Linked DNA regions of Homo sapiens: region 2 is linked to region 1. Evidence: chromatin contacts called from ENCODE Hi-C or POLR2A ChIA-PET data. All regions are on one chromosome and are shown on one strand. The core of a region is the stretch at or near the end of the contact, and the rest is flanking DNA. Distances in the headings are between cores, read along the strand shown. Region 1 holds the start of TMEM223 (transmembrane protein 223). Region 2 holds the start of STIP1 (stress induced phosphoprotein 1).

What was found. Hi-C counts contacts between places; a loop is a spot of excess contacts on that map. ChIA-PET counts read pairs that join two places held with the same protein, here RNA polymerase II (POLR2A). Pooled maps may share reads with other maps.
Region 2: a pooled map shows a loop between it and region 1 (4-fold over the local background). The contact joins the promoter of STIP1 here to the promoter of TMEM223 in region 1. A Hi-C loop is called at or near these places in 6 of 50 pooled maps. POLR2A ChIA-PET finds 5 or more read pairs at or near these places in 5 of 52 experiments (GM12878, H1, Panc1 and 2 more).

What each region holds. Positions count from the first base shown.
Region 1 is chr11:62,790,650-62,793,349 of GRCh38, forward strand. It overlaps TMEM223 (transmembrane protein 223), which reads right to left and starts at 1,357. Exons shown (of 2, transcript NM_001080501.3): 1 at 1,030-1,357; 2 at 1-266. The coding sequence starts at 1,345. NXF1 (nuclear RNA export factor 1) reads right to left here. Exons shown (of 21, transcript NM_006362.5): 20 at 1,992-2,052; 21 at 1,481-1,865. The coding sequence ends at 1,827. It overlaps MIR6514 (microRNA 6514), which reads right to left and starts at 2,122; the gene lies at 2,053-2,122. RefSeq lists an enhancer at 757-1,266 and a silencer at 1,337-1,486.
Region 2 is chr11:64,184,798-64,187,539 of GRCh38, forward strand. It overlaps STIP1 (stress induced phosphoprotein 1), which reads left to right and starts at 1,374. Exons shown (of 14, transcript NM_006819.3): 1 at 1,374-1,473. The coding sequence starts at 1,465. It overlaps LOC124902686 (a long non-coding RNA gene), which reads right to left and starts at 884. Exons shown (of 2, transcript XR_007062712.1): 1 at 1-884. RefSeq lists an enhancer at 497-566 and silencers at 687-826, 1,527-1,586.

The DNA.
Region 1 (2,700 bases), core at 107-2,606:
ATTGTCAAAGAGTTTTGTGTTAGGGAAGTGTCCAGTTTTGTCCAAGAGGAAATAGAAGCGTCGGCCTTTGACTTTCAGAGGTAGCATGGCAGGGACTTCACCCCGGTGGGCCATGCAAGATACCTGCTTCAAAGGAACTGTGAAATGGGCCCCCAAGCCAAAGGGGGCATGAGTGGTGAGGGTCACCTGCTGCCCTCCAGCTCGAAGCACCACTGAGCGCACAGACCGGAGAGAGAAGAGAAGACCAGCACCGAGTACGAGGGCTCCTGCAGGCAGGGCAGAGATTGGGGTGAGGGGTTTTCACTGGGCATCTAAGTACCGACCTTTCCAGTGCCCTCTGAATAAGAAATTTGTGGGATGAAAGTAGTATTTACTGAGCGCTTTTTTTTTTGAGACTGAGTCTCACTCTGCCGGCCAGGCTGGAGTGCAGTACTGAGCTCCTGTTATACCCAGTAATCTTGTTATTCCTCCCAACAACCTTAATAGATGTCCGTTTCCATTTTAATGGGAAGATGGAGAGCTTTAAGGACCTTGCTCAAGGTCGCAGAGTGAAGGGCAGCCCTCAGCCTAGGCTATGACAGGGCACGGCGCTCGGAGACATCACTGTTTCCCAATTTTTTTTTTTGAGAGGGGAGTCTCGCTCGGTCGCTTAGGCTGGAGTGCAGTGGCGTCATCTCGGCTCACTGCAACCTCCGCCTCCCAGGTTCAATTGATTCTCCTGCCTCAGCCTCCCGAGTAGCTGGGACTACAGGCGCTTGCTACCACGCCCAGCTAATTTTTTGTATTTTTAGTAGACACAGGGTTTGACGGTGTTAGCCAGGATGGTCTGGATGTCCTGACCTAGTGATCCGCCCGCCTCCGGCCTCCCAGCATTTGAGCCGCCGCGCCCGGCCAGTGTTTCACATTTCTGTGGGGTAAAGCCCGCCCGCCACTCTCGGATAGGGAGTCCCTGACTCTCCCTGCCTGTATAGGGAAGGTCGTGTCCCGCCACCCCACGTTGTCACAGTGGGAAGCCAGCCCACGTCTTACCGATGGCGCCGCAGCCGACGGCCAGACCGTAGCGCCAGAGCGCGGAGCGCAGGTCGAAGGGGCCACGATTTGGGACCTCCGCATCCAGAGGCTGCACCGGAACCGGGGGCCGGGACACGGCTGCCACAGCCATGGAAGCCCAGAAGACGCCCTGGCCCGCGCAGAACAGCCCGAGGATGGTGAAGAAGCGGCCCCGATCATGCTCAAAGAGCAGCACATCCCGTTGCAGCGTCGTGCCTTGCAGGGGCCGGCAGGTGAGCAGGGGCCGCAGCACGGCTAGCAGCCCCGTGGGCCATCGCCTCCAAGGCGCCGCCATGGCCAGCCGACTTCCGGGGTGGGGCTTCCTGCCGCAGAGCCGCCTTCCGCCCTCCCTGGGCGCCCCCGCTAGAGGGCCCGCCCCCCTCGCTCAGGGCTGGGAGGAGACAACCAATCCAGCACGCAGAACACGAAATACAACATCACTCTTTATATTAAAAAGTGCAGAACACGAAATACAACATCACTCTTTATATTAAAAAGTAAGGAGGTCCTGGGGTTAAGTACACAAAGCACCTAAGTCCTTCGGGTAGTTTAGTGTCAGTTCTACAAAGTAAGCTTTGGCTTCCTGGCACCAGTGAGGCTCAATCTTCTGAAGTCTTCCAGAAGGCAGGCGAGGAGAGGGATCAGGCAGCCCTCCCTCCCTCGGTCACAGTCACGGGGCGGCCTCGGGCCAGACAGGAGGAGATGACAGACGACAACCAGACGGTAATATCCAAGGACTATTTACAGGGGGGACTGCTTCTGAGGCATGACTACGATCACTTCATGAATGCCACTTCTGGGATCTCGCCCTTGGCCTGGAGAAAAATGAAGGTCAGTAGAGGTAGGCCTACCCTCGCCACTCAGCAACCCCACTCAGCTAACCTGACCTCCTGGAGGCCCAGAGATCCTAGTCTTTTTGCCACTGTATTTCCAGACCTTACCTTGAGATGAGTGAAGGCCTGGGCAGATCTGGTGTAGTCCCAGTTGTTGTCCTGAAGGCACCTGGAGTGGAAGAACAGGCAGCTCTGTAAGAACTCTGACTCGTAAATGCCAGCTGAAAGTCCACTCCATAAAAGCACCCAAGTTTGCCAACAAATATGTACATTCTTATACATCCTTGCACTATTTATACAAATGAGACATTAGTAAAAGTCCAGATGTTCTACCAATGGCTTCTCAAAGATAAGGAATATTAAATAGCTGTCAAGAAGCTCAAGATAGTTTTTACAGTGGTAGGGAAAGATGTTCATGGTGTAAGTAAAGAAACTAAGTTGCAGAACAGTATATGAAAAGGAACTTCCATTTTACCTTTAAAGTTTTTTATGTTAATTTATACACAGGCAAATTTTTTATAGACTATCAGGTTTGTGTTTTTCTGTTTGCTTTTTTTTTTTTTTTGAGACCGAGTCTTGCTCTGTCACCAGGCTGGAGTGCAGTGGCGTGATCTCGGCTCACTGCAACCTCCGCCTTCCAGGTTCAAGCAATTCTCCTGCCTCAGCCTCCCGAGTAGTTGGGACTACAGGCGTGGAACGCCAAGCCCCGCTAATTTTTGTATTTTTAGTAGAGACGAGATTTCACCATGTTGTCCAGGATGGTCTTGATCTCTTGACCTCGTGATCTGGCCGCCTCAGCCTCCCAAAGTGCTGGGAT
Region 2 (2,742 bases), core at 124-2,623, 1.4 Mb after region 1:
GGGATTACCAGGTTTGCGGATCTGCTGCAACTTGGCTGCAGTGTCCAAAATGGGTGGGGCAGGTGGAATTAAAGATGAGGCTGTGGAGACAAGCTACTGGCAGAGAGGACACACTTTAAACCCTGGGAAGATATCATTACCCAGAGAGGGGGAAGGATGAGGACACTGCAGAGCCCAACATCATCGCCAGACCCGAGTCATGCGGCTCCTTTGTTCCAGGAACCAAGGCTGACCCTAGAAGCAATAGCAGCATTTTCACTCCGCAGGTGCATCTCTTCCACGCTTTGGGGTGCCTGCCCTGCCTCCGACTTCTGGGGCTGGGATTTAAGGCCCTACCAGGGCACAGCTCGCCAGCTCACAGGCGGTCAACTACTGATTCAGTTCTTCGTCTCCTTCACTCCTTTACATCGGACTCACGAGGGCTGAGGGGCAGCTCCCTTTCGTTAAGTGCTTCCCGCGTGCTCAACACCGCACGAATTCCCCTCGGCCCTACAGGACCAAACGACCGGCGCGCTGAGAAAGGGTGTGCGGTTCCACTGAGGACGCCCAAGCGGGACAGCCGGGCCCGCCGCGGTGAGATCCCCGGCCTGTCCAGCCCAAGCCCAAGCGCCCTCGCGGTCACGTGGCATTTCCGGAACATTCAGAACCTAACAGCCAGGAGGCAGGAGGGCCGGGCCGAGGCCGGAGCGCTGGACAACGCGGGTAGCTGGCGCTCGAGGGACAGGCAGCTCCCACCGGCTAGGACCCCCATCCCGATGCGCGGGCGAAGGGCTGGGGCCCTGTGCCGCTGGCGATCCCGGGGACCGCCTGGAACTCGCGGCACTCGGGAGCGAGAGGGAAAGCAACCCAGAGGCCCCGCAGCCGCCGGCGACACAGCTACAGACCCCGACTGCAGCCGGTACTCCCATATATCAGGGGCGGGGCGAAACCCGGCCTTTTGAAGGGCAGCGATTTAAACCAATCAGCGCAAAGAGTTGGCAACCCTCCGCCCAATTGGAATCGCTCTCATTCTGAAGGCGGTTCCGACATGGAGTCCGGCAGCCCAATGGGAGAGGTGGAAATTTCCAGAACGATCAGAACCAATGGGCGCGGCCAGCGCGGCTACGATTGGCAGTGCAAAAGACCAATCCGTGTCGCAGAAGTTCGCTCCTCCCTCCATTCGTGGAGCCTGAGATGGGTGGGTTTATAGAGGAGCGCCCAATCCTGAGGTGCGGGGGAGGCAGGGTTGAGGGAATTACTCCCCGCTGTCCAATGAGAAGGAAGTGGAGATGATGGGCTGGACCTCAAGCCAATAGTAGAGCAGCACAGACATTCCCCCTAGAAGAACTCGACCAGTGAGCAGGCGAGGAAGGGGCGGGAGCCGGGGTCCCGGTAGCTTCTAGTAGGTTCCAGAAGGCGGCGCGTGCGGTTGGGAACGCGGAGCGGACGGATTCGATTCAACGGGGTTCCGGACCGCGCTGCGCTATGGAGCAGGTGAAGGGGGAGGGGCGGGCTGAGGCCCCGAGCCTGCTCGGGGACCGGCGGTGGCCAGGCCGCGGTAGGGGGGCGGGGCGGGCGCCGGATCCAGGAGACCGGAGCTCGGCGCTGGGGCCGGACGGGGCGGCGGCGGGGAGGTGAGGGCCGCGGGCGGCGGGCGGGAGCGGGATCTTTAGCGAGGCCGGCCGCGGGGAGCGCCCATCGCCCCCTGGTTGGGCGAGGAGGGCCCGGCGGAGGCCACAGCTTGGGTGAGTCCGGCCGGCGGCGGGAAGAGGGGTCGCGACCGGGCCCTGAAGGCGTCCCGAGGGGGCGGCTGCGGGCCATGTTGGGGAGGGTGCGGGCCGCAGGGGGCGGGGTGGAGGTGGGCCGGGGGCCGGGGTCCGCACCCGCGAGGTAGCCCTCCGGGAGATCTCAGACGGCCGACGGAGAAACCGCTCGGGACTTAGCCACGAGGAACTTGGACGGATCCAGGGAGCGGGGACGGGGATACACTGGGAGTAGCCGAGGATCTTAGCAGCCTGGGATGCAGTTGGGGCAAATGTTACTCTTCTACATCTGAGAAGGTCAGGGTGGGAGAGCGTTGAGCGGGGGTCTGAGGAGCGACAGACCGACTCTACCTGATGCGGGAAAGGGAAGGGTGCCGCAAAAGTCCTTGGGACGAATTCCATCTCTGACAGTGTTTTACAAATGTATTGCGGCCCCTCCCCCTCTTTTTGTATGCTTGTGTGTGTGATTGTCGAGTGACCGAGGACCAACACTTCCGAAAGGTGGGTCTGAAAGATGGGTTTCTGACGACCCGGGGGTGGTTGTAGACAATTTACAGAGATCAACCGCTGGAAGTTATGGGCCTCTACTGAGCATTTGAGGGGCCGAGTTTGAAGCGGTTGCTGCTTCCTTTCAGTGACTTGGTTATGTCCTCAGTAGCTTGCGGTTATGAAAGGCCTAGAGGTTTTGTTCGATTTGAAGCTGTCATTGAGCTGTAATGATTCATCGGAAGAAAAAGGACAAAACAACCTCCAAGAAACCTCTACCAACCTCCGAGAAATCATCCTCCCGCTCGGGAGTACTACTGTCTTCGCTCCGGGCCCATAACACTTGGGGGTGACAATTCTGAAACTATACCTGGTATCTGGTTCTTACTTCAGGGCCATAAAACTAAGATCGCCCACACTCTCCCCTTAAATAAGACATCTCGATGGACTAGTGACTACCATCCTTTTTTTGGTGTGAGCTACAGAGCTGAGCCTTTGGTCTCTTGTAGCAGTT